2 separate regions of the Homo sapiens genome follow, and region 2 is linked to region 1. The links are chromatin loops, found by intact Hi-C in ENCODE. Cell type or tissue: heart left ventricle. All regions are shown on one strand. Each heading gives the region's core, and the rest is flanking DNA. Links, peaks and the distances in the headings are about the cores only.

Evidence for each region. Peaks named below come from ENCODE experiments on the same cell type or tissue, not always from the same donor. Only the 100,000 strongest peaks of a DNase experiment are listed, where the experiment ranks them.
Region 2: a loop joins it to region 1, with 2.9 times the contacts of the local background. A loop is called at or near these places in 24 of 110 quality-filtered maps.

The regions. Positions count from the first base shown.
Region 1 is chr3:16,286,492-16,294,426 of GRCh38, reverse strand. All of the region lies in intron 5 of OXNAD1 (oxidoreductase NAD binding domain containing 1), which reads right to left. Among named protein-coding and RNA genes, the nearest start is that of OXNAD1, 25 kb to the right of the region's middle. In heart left ventricle, for the core only: CTCF peaks have their summits at 3,742 and 3,942 (motif pointing left); no DNase peak of the experiment used is centred there; H3K27ac peaks cover 1,838 bases.
Region 2 is chr3:16,528,446-16,536,380 of GRCh38, reverse strand. It overlaps LINC00690 (long intergenic non-protein coding RNA 690), which reads right to left and starts at 63. Exons shown (of 3, transcript NR_103843.1): 1 at 1-63. RefSeq lists a silencer at 523-718. In heart left ventricle, for the core only: no CTCF peak of the experiment used is centred there; no DNase peak of the experiment used is centred there.

The sequences.
Region 1 (7,935 bases), core at 1,166-6,165:
GACCAACCTGACCAACAGGGTGAAACCCCGTCTCTACTAAAAAAAAAATACAAAATATTAGCCAGGCGTAGGGACGCATGCCTGTAATCCCAGCTACTTGGGAAGCTGAGGCAGAAGAATCACCTGAACCTGGGAGGTGGATGTTGCAGTGAGCCAAGATTGCGCCACTGCACTCCAGCCTGGGCAACAAGAGCGAAACTTCATGTCAAGAAAAAAAAAAAAAAGAAAGGCTCAGGTCCAGATGGCATCCTGTTAAGTTCTATCAGACATTTAAAAATTAATACAAATCCTTCAAAATCTATTCCAAAAACAGAAGAGAACACTTCTCGACTCATTTTATGAGGCCAGTATTACCCTCATACCAAAGCCAGACAAAGACATTGAAAGAAAACTATAGACCAGTATCCCTTCTGAATTTAGGTACAAAAATTCCAGGAATACAAGGTTGGTTTAACATCTGAAAATAAATAAATGTAATACACCACTCAGTAGAATAAATGACAAAACCCACATGATCATCTCAATAGTCAAGAAAAGACATTTGACAAAATCCAACACTTTTTCATAACAAAAATACTCAACAAATTAGGAATAATTGGGAACTTTCTCAACCTGATAAAGGGCACCTACAAAAGACCCATAGCTAACATCCTACTTAATGGTGAAATGCTGAAAGTTTCCCCCCTAAGAGAAACAAGATTAGGATGTCTACTTTCACCACTCCAACTCAACATTGTACTAGAGGTTCTAGCCAAAGTGAGTAAACAAGAAAATGAAATAAAACGTGATCAGAACAACTAACATCCTACTTAATGGTGAAAGGCTGAAAGTTTCCCCCCTAAGAGAAACAAGATAAGGATGTCTACTTTTACCACTCCAACTCAACACTGTCCTAGAGGTTCTAGCCAAAGTAAGTAAACAAGAAAATGAAATAAAAGGCATTCAGATTGCAGAGGTGGAAGCTGCAGATGGTATGCTGTCATATATAGAAAATACTAATGTATTCACTAAAAAGATATTAGAACTAATAAATTCAAATAAGTTTGCAGGATACAAGATCAACAGACAAAAATCAACTGTATCTCTATACACTAGCAACGAACAATCCAAATGTGAAATTTAGAAAACCAATTACACTTATAATAGCATAAAAAAGAATAAAATAATTGGGAATAAATTTAACAAAATAAGTGTAAGACTTACACAGTAAAAACTACAAAACACCATTGGAAAAAAATTAAAGATCTAAGTAAATGGAAGCATATTCCATGTTCATGGCATGGCAGACTTAAATATTGCTAAGATGGCAATACTCCTCAAATTGATCCACAGATTCAATGCAATACTTACTAAAACCCCAGGTGTTTTCATTGTAGAAATTGACAAGTTGATCATAAAATTCATATGGAAATTTGAGGAACCCATAATCATCAAAACAATCTTGAAAAAGAAGTTTACATTTGTAGGACTCACAGGTCCTGATTTCAAAAGTTACTACAAAGCTACAGTAATGAAAATGCTGTTGTACTGACATAAGGACAGACATGTAGATCAATGGAAAAGAACGGAATGTCCAGAAATAAAGCCTTAAATTCATGGTGAATTGATTTTAGACAAGGCTGCCAAAGCAATTTAATGGCAAAAGAACAGTCTACTCAACAGTGGCACTGGGAGAACTGAATAACCACATACAAAGAATGAATTTGGACCCCTATTTCACAACATATACAAAAATTAAGTCAAAACAGAGCAGAAACTTAAATGTAAGAGCTAAAATTATAAACTCTTAGAATAAAACACAGGAGTAAGACTTCATGGCAATGGCTTCTTAGATATGACCCCAAACCAAAAGGGTTGGAAAAAAAATAGAGAAACAGATTTCATCAAAATTTAAAACTCTGTGCTACAAATGTTATCATCAAGAAAGTCAGGGCCAGGCACAGTGGCTCATGCCTATACAAATCCCAGCACTTTGGGAGGCCGAGGTGGGTGGATCACCTGAGGTCAGGAGTTCGAGACCAGCTTGGCCAACATGGTAAAACCCCGTATCTACTAAAAATAAAAAAATTAGCTGGGCATGGTGGCAGATGCACCTGTAGTCCCAGCTACTTGGGAGGCTGAGGTAGGAGAATCACTCGAACCCAGGAGCAGAGGTAGCACTGAATCGAGATCGTGCCACTGCGCTCCAGCCTGGGCGACAGAGTGAGACTCCATTTCAAAAAAAAAAAAAAAAAGTTAAGAAGACAATCTACATAATGGGAAAAATATTTTTAAATAATATATCTATTAATATTAAGGTTCTTGTATTCAGATTATATAAAGAACTCTTACAACTCAGTAATAAAGAGACAACCAAATAAAAAACTGACAAAATACTTTAAATTAATATTTCTTCAAAGAAGACATATAAATGGCTAATAAGCACATGAAGAGATGTTCAACATCAATAGTCATTAGGGCAATGTAAGTCAAAATCATAATGAGCTGGCAGTTCACACCCACGTGGATGGCTATAATCAAAGAGACAAACAATAGTGTTAGGGTCTGGAGAAATTGGAACATTTATACATTGCTGGTGGGAATGTAAAATGGCACAGCCACTCTAGAAAACAATTTAATAGTGCCTGAAAATGTTAGTTAGTTAGCATATGACCCAACAATTCCATGCCTAGGTTTAGACCTAAGACAGGTGAAACTGTATGTTCACTCAAAAACTTGTACATGAATGTTCATGGCAGCATTATTCACAATAGCCCCAAAGTGGAAACAATGTAAATGTCCATCAGCTAATGAAGATATAAACAAAATGTGGCATATCCATACAATGGAATGAAGTACTGATACAGGCTACAACATAGATGAACCCTGAAATCATGTTAAGTGAAAGAAGCCAATCACAAAAAGACCACACACTGTATTGTATGATTCTGCTGGTATAAAATGTCTATAAGAGACAAATCCATAGAGACAAAATAGATTAGTGGTCATCTAAGCCGGGCAGGAGGATAGGGAATGAATAAGAATCATTACAGAGTTTCTTTCTGGGATAAAAATGTTCTAAATGTGATTGTGCTGATAGCTGCACAACTCTGTTAATATACTAAAACCTCTGAATTGTACACTTTAAATGTTTGAATTTTATATGAATATATCTCAACATAACAGTCTTTTTAAGTTTTAAAAAGTATGAAAAAAGGGTCAAGAAAAGCAACAAAAACTCTCCCACTAGTATTTGACAGACTTAATAGGCCGATATGGCCTCTGAGTTACACAAGTCTTAACGTTTCCTTCTTTTCTTCTAACCACATCCTGTAGTCTAGAACTCCTGGGTTTCAAGCTTTCAATAATTCTATGCCACAGAAACCCTTTTTTGGTGAGGATTCTAGGAAATGCAATAAACCTAGTCACATACCAAGAAAAATGTATTGGAACACAGAACCACAAAAAATTCTCATCCCCATATCTGGGAAACATAAACATCCAATCTAGGTGTTTCACAGCCATCACAAGAGCAAAAAGTATCATCCTTCCCCAGTTGCTTACCTACATACAGGCCTAAAAGAAAAGCAAAAGATGTTCTCTAATCTGATCTATGACCTTAAAAAAATATTCTCCTGCAGTCTATGGCCTTACATTTCCAGTCATTTATTATAAGTGTTTAAAAACCAGTTCTGGATTGGAAGTGCTCCAGAAAAGGTCTTTGGCCAACTTTAACCTATTTTCACTTGACTCTTTTCCATGAGTACTTTAACTTTCTTTTCATTTCTGACAAGATAAAAATTTAAAAGACTATCGTTAGCATTTGTTAACACAGTTGCTATATGCTATCACAGAGGAGGTATACAAAAATCTCCATTATTTCCATGTTTAAAAAATAAATACATTAATAAGCTACTTTTGCTGCTTCATCTCCTGAACTACAGTGCCCTCTGCTGCTCAATGCTGATGAAGGCCATTCTCTCAGTTGAATGAAAGGGAACCAACCCTCTTCTCTAGTAACTCTGGAAAGCTACCTTTGGAAAAAAAGGACTCCTTCATTAAAAAATACAGAAGAATTTAAGTTACATAAAAACTTCATCTGAATGGATTTAAGAAAATATGCACAATACATATTTCATAAAACATCTGTCCAAGAAAGAATTATACCTTAAACACACACCTTTAAAAATGTCCTTTGCAGGATGAGCACTCTTGGAGCCATGAGTTAAAGCCCTTACTATATACCCAATGAGTGAGTGTATGCAGAAGGAGCCTAGGTGCGCGGTGAAGCAGTGGATGTCCACATCCAACCATGACACACCAGGCAGCCAGGTCCTGTCCACAAAGGGAGCCCCAGTGCCAAGCACACAGCAGCTATACTATGAGATCCCAGAACTCTTTAGTCCTTGCCTACAGTTCTCAGAGCCCCTCACTCATTCACTTAATGCAAACATCTAAGAGAGCACCTGCCTACCATATACAGGCACTGTGGTACTTGCTGGAGGTACAAAGATGCACATATGTCTTAGTTGCTGCCCTCAATGAACCCACTCTAAGAGGAGGAAAATTAACAAATACATACAATTAAATGGGCAATGATAAAATCTGCTTAGCGTAGCGAGGCAAGGCAGAGGAAGGAGGAGTCAATTCTACCAGGAGTACAGGAATTAAGAAAGACTTCACAGAAGAGATGCCCTTTAAACAGTCTTAAAAGACACACAATGCTTACCAGATGAGTAATGGGGGAGGACACAGTTTGAAAAAGATGCCAAGGAATACAGTGCTATGTTATGTGCAGTCCTGTGAGAATCAGGGCTGCCACACATGCTTGTGTAGGTTGCAAGGATATTATCTATCTACAGTGTGGCAGCCCTGCTCAAGGGTAGGTATAAAGTCTTATTTCTCTAATCTTGCTCCTCCAGTGTTTCTTCTTGGTGTCCTCTTTCTCTCAGCAGGGCTCAAAGTTGCTTTCTAGCATCTAAACTTATGTTATCTTGTAGAAAGTCAGACACACTAGGACCAGGAATTCCCTCCACTCTGTGAAAATGCTTTGGCCTTACTTCCCCTCAGGAGGCAAGCTATACCCAGCCAAGTGTGGATTGAGTACTGACTGGGGCATCAGTGGTGACATGGTGGTGATAAGCCCCCACTCCTGCCTGGCCTGCCACTCTTCCAATCAACAGCTTCAGTGCAGGGAAACTGACCAAGGAGATAAGAATTGGAATCTGTCCCCTGGGCCTTATCAGCACATATGATCTAACTGAATGAAATACTTATTAGCAATAACAAAAGCTAAAATCAAACAAATGAAGTTAACAGTAGGCATTATGCTAAACACTTTAAATATCCCAAAACGTAGGAATACTACTGCTCCCTCTTTGAAGATATGAGAACTGAAGCCCAGACAAATAAGGAAACTGACCACATCACAGAGCTGGCTGGTAGAAAGCAAGCATGTGAGCTGAGCAGTCTCCAGGGCACTAGGCGACAATACACTGCTACCCACAGTAGCATAACCAATGCCAGAGGCAGGCAGTGAGCACCACAGCCAAATGTGAATCTAGAAACTCAGGGCAGCTGCACACTGTGTGAGGACCAGTGGTGGCATGCTCCAGACCCAAGAGTGAGTGCCAAGCTTTCCACCCCAAGGGAGGAGGAATTCTGGTCAAGGGCAGGCCTCACCAAGGAGCTAGCAAGTGGTAGGCCTACTAGTAAGATGAACCAAGAAGTTCAACCCTGCTCATGTGAGAGATGTTTTGAGGTGGTTCTGCCTTTGGCCTTTCTCTCGGGATTGGATTGCTACAGTTCTTGGAACTGGTTTATTGCTACAGGAACCAGCCCTCTCTGCAAGGCCCAGTAAGAATACAGTGTAGTGCAAAAAGAGCCCCTTGAGGCCTATATCTGATCTATGCTGAAGGTGTCTACATGGGGATCTGTGGCCAAAGCTCCAGCTAGTCACAGACAACATTCATTTATTTAGTTAGAGTTGTGCCTGGAACCTCATTCTCAGAGTTTGGTAGGTGTCAGAGGAAGCCACTGGTCAAAAATTCAGAGATGTGGAATCACGGCCCAATCTCTTACCCCAAAGATAAGCCCAACAGCAACCCTCTCCTTGATTTCTAGCAGCTCTCCAGTCTGATAATCCTACCTACACAAACTGCATGGCAGCCACATCCTCACTTCCTATCCCTAATCCTTGCCCTCTTCTCCAAAGTACCACATGGCTGTTACTACCAAGCTGATGGTCTGAGACAGCCTAGAGCACAAAGCCATTCAAGCAACAGCATGGAAGGGACAGACACCGCCAACCTCAGCAAAATGGCCATTCTGTGACCATAAGGTCAAATATCAAAAGGAACTCACAACCCCTAGAACCATAAATCAATGGTAAGGGTAAAATTTGTTGAAAGAGGAGGGCCCAGGGGCCTGGAATGAATGCTGATCAACACCTGGGAGGGAAAGCGTCACACACTACCAGCCAGTGATCCTTACCCGCCAAGTCCGACCTCCGAAGAAGTCTGACAGGCACATACGAAAACCAGGCCTAAATTCAGTGAAATGGCCAAATCCATTCATTGGGATGGTATACATGACACCAATCCCAAATCATTTCATCTTGAGAATCACAGTAGGACTCTATTTCTACAAATATCACTAGGGAATGAGGACATTTTCTTATCAGGTAACTGAGGTTAGCAAGTGCATTACACTTGCAGGCACACCACGGTGGCAGCACAATAACCAATGCACAGGCTTTTCCTAACCAGGAGGCTGGGTCTGAGTCTTGGCAGGATTCAGAGTTGAAGGCACGGAGACAGTGCTTTGCACAGGACACAAACATTTCCACAGAAAGGAAATATGGAAAACAGATCATTACAATTAAAGTTTCCACTTTTCAATATAATGACTGCTAAACCATTTTTGAAGGGTAAATATGTTGCCCGCCCCCTAAAACAGGCAAAATGCATTTAATGTGTATCATCGAACATGTGCAAAGATTGCAGTAAATTGCTTCACAAACCCAAATTATTGCAATCAGCATCTTGTTTTCTAGTTCTAAATTCAAAGGCAAACTATTAACACACAAGACTGCTAACTCTTGCTATTATCACACTTGCTATTATCACACATCCTCCTTCTAACAAAACCACATTTCCAGATGGACTGCCAAAATTAGTCAAGTGACTCCTAAGAAACACTATCAAGACTGACATGCCAGAAATCCATTTAGAAATGAATGCTTTATTAAAATAAAGGACACACACACCCAAACACACCTTTCCTAGGGAAATTCAAGTTGCTTTCCTTACAATTGAACTTGAATTGAAGCTCAGGGAGGCCCCATTCGGAGGAAATGTTACCCAGTCAGCATGCTGATCAGTCCCGAGTCAAATGGGACAGACTTATGATTTGTGTGGGGGTTCTGGGGAGCTGGGCCTGACTGGGGAATCCTGATAACAAATTAGGCAAAGTATTTAAATTCAACCCAAATAAGGTACATATGATAGACAAATTCAGTCAAGAGGGTAGTGAGCCCTGTGATGACATCACTAGTTCCTCTTCTCTTCAGGATACTTTGTTTACTCTGCATTGGACACGAAGAAGACTACTTTTAAAAAACCTATGAATCTCCTGCAACACGTAACTCAAGGAGATTAGATTACTGAAGTGCATTCTGTTAGCAACCATTCCTGAAGAGTCTAATTATCAGAGCTGTCAGTTCCATGGGCCAGAACTAGCTTTGTTTGAATGTGGAAAACACAAGACAGCAATTTTCATATACGACTGAGGGAGCCACGGGCTCAAAACCCAAGTGGGCTCTGAGGCCAGAAAAGGAATCAGATCCTCTGTGCCAACAAAGGCTCACCCTGAGCAGATATGATTTAGAATTCCTCTTCCTCAAGGGAATGGCTAGCCTTTTCCAGGAGAAAAAATAATACCTTCTATCTGATGGCA
Region 2 (7,935 bases), core at 1,914-6,913, 240 kb before region 1:
ATAGTCCTAAATAGCTGCTCTAGCTCCAGCCACTGCTTCTGCTTTCATCCATCCGGAAGGCGGAAGGGGCAAAGAAAGGCACAAGCCCCTTTAAGGTCACGCCCTTCCTGGAAGTTGTACGCGACCCTTCAGTTGACATCCCATTGGTCAAATTCAGTCACGTGCCAAATCTAGCCATCAGGGAAGCTGCGAGAAATGTTTTTTCTGGGAGACCACAAGTTTAGCTAAAAGCCAGGAGTTCCATTCCTAAAAAACAAGGGGAGAAGGGCTGCTGAGGCTGCAGGGAAGCTGGAATGAGTTAAACATATGTAAGTTACCCAGCAGGGGGCTTTCCTGGCACTTCGCGGACAGTAGATAAACACTAGTCATAAATCTTTCTTTCCTTCCTCTGCAAGTTTTCTGCCAAAACTTTCCAATTTGGTCATATCTACATTTACATATGGATAGCAAGCTGATCAGGCACTTATCTTTTGGTGCTCTTATTATTTTCTAATATTTTGTAATAGAAATTTTTTCATGTAGCATTAATTTTTTTTTTTTTTTTTTGAGACGGAGTCTTGCTCTCTTGCCCCAGCTGGAGTCAGTGGAACGATCTCAGCTCACTGCAACTTCTGTCTCCTGGGTTCGAGCAATTCTCCTGCCTCAGCCTCCCGAGTAGCTGGGACTACAGGCACACGCCACCACGCCCGGCTAATTTTTTGTGTGTTTTTTGTAGAGACGGGGTTTCACCATATTGGCCAGGCTGGTCTCGAACTCCTGGACTAGTGATCCGCCCACCTCAGCCTCCCAAAGTGCTGGGATTACAGGCGTGAGCCACCGCACCGGGCCCATGTACCATTACTTTTTTAAAATTCCTTGCTGTCTCCAAAGATTTCTTAGTAAGGGAGTGGTCTTTACTTCTAAAGTTGCAATACTTGGCTTTCTCCCCTTTCCCGTAATATAATTAATGCTCATCACAGAGGGCAAATAAAAATGACATCAGTATTGTAATAAAGTGTGATAACTGAGAAAGCAAAACACCATACTCATCTTTTCTTGGCCTTGGGATAACTACTGATGCTCACAGCACTTCCCAAAAGGCAAAATAGGGTCTGCCACACACAGGCTATTAGAGTTTGGGCAAGTCAGTTTCCTGCTGTAAACCTTTATTTACTCATCTAGCAGATGGGGCTGTGAGGATTAAATGGAATGATTGATGGAAGGAAAACGCTCAGCAGACGGCCTGGCACATTATAAGCCCTCTACAAAGGGCAGAACTTATTGATTTGTTTATTTTTCTATCCAAAAGGATATTAGGCTTGGTGGGAGATTTTTATCAAGGCTTCAAGCTCATGACATTTTGCTTTTGTTATAATAAAACATAAGCTCTTAAAAAGCTTTATTCATTATATCCCCAAACTGGAAACAGTCCAGTCCATCAACAAAAGAATAAAGAAACTCTGGCCTATTCATGGAAAAGAATACTGCTCAGCGATCAAAAGGAATGAACATGGGTGAATCTCAAAACCATTATGCCGAGTGAAAGAAGCCAGACGCGAAAGAGCACATACTGTATAAATCCACATAAAGTTCTATAACAGGCAAAACGAATCTATGACAGACTTTTAAGAACCAGGATAGTGGTTGTGTCTGGAGGGTGGAGGGAGTGGATTACTGAGAAGGAATCTGAAGGAACTGTCTGGGGTGATGATAATGTTCTGTACCTCGACAGAGTTTGAGATGCATTTGTCAGAACTCATCTTATGGCACACTTAAGATTTGTGCACTTTATCATATGTAAATTTTACCTCAAAAGGCAAAAAGAGGCAGAGGACTTTGAGTAGACATTTCTCCAAAGAAGACACACAAGTGGCCAAAAGGCACATAAGAAGGTGCTCAACATCAGTAATCATTAGGGAAATGCACATCAACACCACAATGAGATACCACCTGCTATAGTTGGGCTTGTTTGACCCTTCCAAATCTCATGCTGAAATTTCACTCCTCCAAATCTCATGTTGAAATTTCACTCCTCCAAATCTCATGTTGAAATGTGACCCCTCCAAATCTCATGTTGAAATTTGACCCCTCCAAATCTCATGTTGAAATGTGACCCCTCCAAATCTCATGTTGAAATGTGACCCCTCCAAATCTCATGTTGAAATTTGACCCCTCCAAATCTCATGTTGAAATTTGACCTCCCCAAATGTTGTGTTGAAATTTAACCCTCAGTGTGTGGTAGGGCTTAATGAGAGGTGTTTGGGTCGGGGGGGGCAGATTCCTCATAAATAGATTAATTCCCTAGGCACGGGGATGAGTGAGTTCTCACTCTATTAGTTCCCATGAGAGCTGTTGTTCAAAAAAGGCTGGCACCTCCCCCGGTCCCTCTTTCCTCCTCTCTGGCCGTGTGATCTCTGTACACACAGGCTGTCTCCATCTTCTGCCACAAATGGAAGCAGCCTGAAGCTCTCGCCAGAAGCAGATGCTGGTACCATATTTCTTGTGCAGCCTTCATAACCATGAACCAATAAACCTCTTTTCTTTATAAATTACCCAGTCTGTGAAGGCTAAAGCAACTCCATCTCGGATGCTAATCTGCCATGACTTCTTATTAACCCCAGTTCTGGGAATACCTCTAAGATATCTATTTTCACATATTTACCATAAACCCTGTCCTTAGGCAAATTCCTTATGGTATATAAGCCCTGGGCCTGGGGGATAACAGTGCGGGGATCCACCATCTTGTCTTATGGCTGCCCAAAACATGCTTCTGTTCATAAATCTCTGTTAAATATTTTTTTTCTAAGAAATTGGATTTGTCAGCTTCTTTCTTTGGTCTTTCATCTTCCTTGGCCTTTGGGGGTAGGTTTGCATAGACCTGCTCACCATGGAACACAGCCTCAGATATCTCTTTCTAATAACACAAAAATGTACTAAGACACCACTTCACATCCATTAGGATGGCTAGTATGAAAAAAAAAACATATGTTGGGAAGATGTGTAAAAATTTAAACTCGTGCATTACTGGTGGTAATGTAAAATTGTGCATTCACTATGGAAAACAGTATGGAAGTTCCTCAAAAAAATAGAAATAGAATTATCATATCATCCAGCAATTCCACTTCTGAGTATATACCCCAAAAATTAAAAACAGAGATTTCAACAGATACTTGTACACCCATGTTCATAGAAGCATTATTCACAATAGCCGAAAGGTGGAAGCAACCCTGTGTCCAATGACAGATGAATGGATAAACGAAGTGTAATATATACATACTGGAATATTATTTAGCCTTAAAAAGGAAGGGAATTCTGACACATGCTGCAACATGAATGAACCTGGAGCGCATACAAAGTGAAATAAGCCAGTCACAAAAGGACAAATACTGTATTATTCCATTTATATGAAGTATGTAGAGTAGTCAAATTCAGAGACAAAAAGTAAAATGGTTGTTTCCAGGGGCTAGGAAGAGAGGGGAATGAGGGAGTTATTGTTTAATGAATACGGAGCTTCAGTTTTGCAAGATGAAAGAGTTATAGCTATGGATGGTGGTGATGTTTGCACAGCAATGCGAATGTTTTTAATGCTACTGAACTGTACACTTGAAAATGGTTAGGATGGTAAGTTTGATATTATGTCTGTTTGGCCATAATTAAATTTTTTAAATTTTAACAAGGAAAAACAGAAATGCCAACAAATATTGGACTCTAGTTAAGGATGTGCATGCTAAAATGAGTAGAGGTAAAGCATATTTATGTCTGCAACTTTGCAATGCATAAAAAAATACAATGGATGGATAGATAGATGGTTGAACTGATGGCTAGATACGTGATAAAGCCTGCACAATAAGCTGTAAAATTTAGAATTTAGGTGGAGAATGTATGTGTGATCACTCCACGATTTTAATTTTTCAGTGGGTTTGAAATTTTTCATAATAAAATGTTGGAAAACAAATCAGCACTTAAGTAGGACAAATATCTTGTGAACCTGTGCAATGCTTTCACTCACCCACTCACTCAATCATTCAATGAACTTTTATTGCATTTCTACCATATGTCACTGTGCTGAGCTCTGGCAATGCAAAAATATAGAAAACAGCATCTCTGTCCCTTCTAATGAAGCCAAAACAGATGTCTGAAGGAAACATCCCTAGACACGGGGAATGCAGAAATATTATTTTCCCTAAAAATTTACTCCAACCCTTTGTGCTCATAGCTGAGACTGCCTAATCAGTGGCCCCAAAGCATGCTGGGCTGACCCCCATAGCCTCTCTCCCTTCTCTGTCTCCTCTGGCCTAGCCCATCCTTCAAAGCTCTGTTCTATTTCTAGCACCGCCAAATAGCCTTCTGAGACTGTTCCTGCCCAGTGAGCTCTGGCTTCCTCTTTAAGGTCTCTTCACGGATTTTTGCTAAGTTGAGAGGGGCCAGGCTAGGGCTTGGGGTGGGAGTCCAAGACTTTGGACAAATATGAGTACAAGCATCTGGCTCTGTTAGGTATCAGAGGCTGTCTGCAGATGGTAGAGGCTTCAGGAAAGCAGAAACCCAAAGTAACCATAGTTTACATGGATTTGCATTATATACATTATAAATAGCAGTATAAAAATGTAAAGTCTTAATTTATGTACAAGACATAATAATTCAACCTATTACGTTGAAAAGCCTGTCTAGAATCAGGTAGTATTTCTGAGCTGCAGACTGATTGAAAGGTGGGTTTATGCTGCTGGCACCTGGAGGAGCCACTCCAGCCATGGAACAGAGTTACTATCACGCTTTGGAAGGATGTCTCTGGGATTATGTAAATCTTGACTTATTCCAAGTCTTCAGGGATGCACGGCTCCTGTAACATGCAGCCTCCGCGTAGCCTGGATGCAGAGCACTGAAGAGTGCGGCTGAGGTAAATGTATGCCAAGAGATCCTGGGGTTGGCAGAGAGAGGACACGTGAAAGGATACCGGGGGTGACAGCACAGGCGCTCTTGTCCCCAAGACAAGGGGACATAGTGGGGCAGTGCATCTGTCTCTGCACTCACTGCCCACATCTGGTTCTTCACGGAGGCTTTGGGCTGGTGTGAGTCGTAGATGTGGAGGCATCCCTGTCACCTCCCACCCCATTTGTTTCATCCCCAGGTTCTATCCATGCAGCCTCTTCAGTCTCTCCCAGTTTGCCATTTTTTTCCCTTTCCACCAGCTCTACCCCGGTCCAAGCCCTCAACACTCTCCCAGGAACAACTGCATTGTTAATTACCTCCGTACCTGGACAACTAGTATCCCTGGTCCTACTCTTTCCCCCAGCCATCCTCTACACCACAGGCAGAGTGGCCTTTATAAAATGCAAATCTGATCATGTCGACCTCCATTAAAACCGCTGGTGGGTGACAAGAAGCCTCCCCGATCCTGCAGGCCCTATCCACTCCCTCGCCCGCTCCCAGCACCTCACTTCCCCAGCTTCACTCAATCTACCCCAGCTGTTTCAGCCCCTTATTCCTGTCATCCCAAGAAATCACCTGGACACATGCTGGTCCCTCTGCCAGGAACACTCTTCCCTCCCCTCTTCACCCAGTAAACTTTTATTCATCCTTCAGACCTTAGGTCCACATCATTGGCTCAGGAACTTTTCTGAGCCCCTATCCCCGCTATTTTAACTTCATACTGTCGAGAGGCCCTTCACTTGGAAACATTTCTCACACTGACCACTCTTCATCCTCTGGTGGAATTTTTTCCTTCACATTTGTGTCCCCACAAGGTTGCAGATTCCTGGAGGCAGGGGGTGGGTTTGGCTCACCACTGTCTCTCCATTCTCTGCTCCAACAGCTGGCTTAGGCTAGAGACTCACTTAGTGTTAATTGAAGGAAGGAGCAAGAGAGGGAAGAAGAGAAGGAGGAGGGTGTGGCTGCCATGAGCACGCACCCAGCAGCATGCCTAGCACAGGGAGCACAGGTGGTCAAGGGCCCTGCTGCTGTGCTGAGAGGCCCAGCTCCACACTGGCGTGGAGCTTGCCTGGTGCTGCTGCTCCCAACCAATGACCCAGCACAGCAGGGATACTGAGGCAGTCCTGTTTCTGGGAGACATGGGACTTCTTGGATGGCAACTTCGGCTCAAGGGCTCCCTAACAGCCTTGCCAAACCTTCTTTAGGTGACACAGCAGTCTAGGGCACGCAGCAGTCTAGTCTCCCTTCCCTCTCTCTACTTGGGTGGACTTGCATTACCATTTGACTCTGGTACTCTCCAAGCCTTGCCTAGCTCCTGCCTTGTTTTCTCTGGCATGGGCATTTCTCCTAAGAAAATCCTTGAAAGTTGAACCCACCTTGGCATCTACTTCTCAAGGGCTCCAAATCACATAGAGGAAATGAATGAATGAACGAGCCAGCGCTGGCTTGGCCCAAAGTGACATCCTGATTGTCCAGCAACACCTTCTAGGTGGCTGACATATGTTGCTGTTTGTATTTTCATTACTTCAGTGTCTTGCCTCCATAGTTAGCTGCCTGAAGGGTGAAGGAATGGTCAGTGTGCTTCATGTAATTTGTTCCTATCCTTCCCCAGGACAGGTAAGCAGCCTTTCACACAGAGGAAGCAAAGTCCCAGCCACTATTTTAAAAAATGGAAACAGATTGGGCATGGTGGCTCATCCCTGTAATCCTAGCACTGTGGGAAGCCAAAGTGGGAGGATAGCTTAAAGCCAGAAGTTTGAGATGAGTGTGGGCAACAGAGCAAAGCTCTGTCTCTACAAAAAATAATAAAATAAAATAAAAATTAGCTGGTTATGGTGGTGCATGCCTGTAGTCCCAGATAGTTGGGAGACTGAGGTGGGAGGATGCTTCAGGCTGGGAGTTCAGAGGCTGCAGTGAGCTATGATTACTGCACTTCAGCCTGGTGACAGAGCAAGACCTGTCTCTAAAAAATGAAACATAAAAAAATGGAAACAGAATCAGACAGAAGAGGGCAGAACAGAGTGCAACTGTCAGGATATATTACACAAAGTAGGAGTTGGTTTTGTGTCCTGAGTGCTTTGTGTCAGTTTTTTACATATAGATGTGTTTGTATCAGGTCATGGGGTGAAACGTGTTTCTGACTGTGGGTCATGTTCAAAAATGTTTGGAAAGCTCTGATCTAGTGGGATAATCTAGTTCAGCATTTCTTCAGGATACATTTGTCAGCTAAAGTATGCCTTTTAAAAGGGATTTCCTCATGAAATTGCAGGATAACCCTGAGTGAGTGATTCTCATAGAAGGAAATCTCCTTAGTACATCACAGTCTGCCTGGAGACACACAAGGAATTTAGAGTAGCAAAGTCTCTGTCTGCATTATCAAATCTAGCAAACAAATAATTTTTCAAACACATTTGAGAATTAAATGCCGCCCTTTTATGTTTAACCGCCTGGGAGCACCTATGACTCTTTCCCTAGACATGACCGTGGTGAGACATGGCCCAGGCTCAGTGGATTTCTCACTACACTGTTCTTGTTGGTGTGACAGTGGTGATAGGGAGGTGGCAGGACACCTCTTTGGTGTCTGGCCAAGCCTCTTGGCTGCACACTTCCCACTCAGACGATGATACACTCAGAGGTCCACTGCCATGGCATGTGAACACCAAATGGCTTTTTTCCATTACGCCCCAGTAGACCTCCAGGATGCATTTACACTCTCTCCTGGCCCTTCTGTGCCAAGTGCATGCATGTGCAAGACTGCAGCCAGTCACAGGACTAACTCCTGAGTCATGAAGAGAGGGAAGTTAAGTGGCCCACTGGGGACTGGGTTTGGGACCTGGCTCTCGTTCTTCATTCTTGGAAAAATGGAGTGAAATAGGATGCTCTGGAATCAAAGAAAGTAAGTGCTAACAGTGTAATAGAACCCTGCTCCTCTTCTATAATTGGCAAGGAAGTTGGTCTGCCCTAGAGGACAATCTGAGTCAGGAGGTCTAGGTTCTAAACTGTGTCCTGGCTCTGTGACCAGGGGAGCCC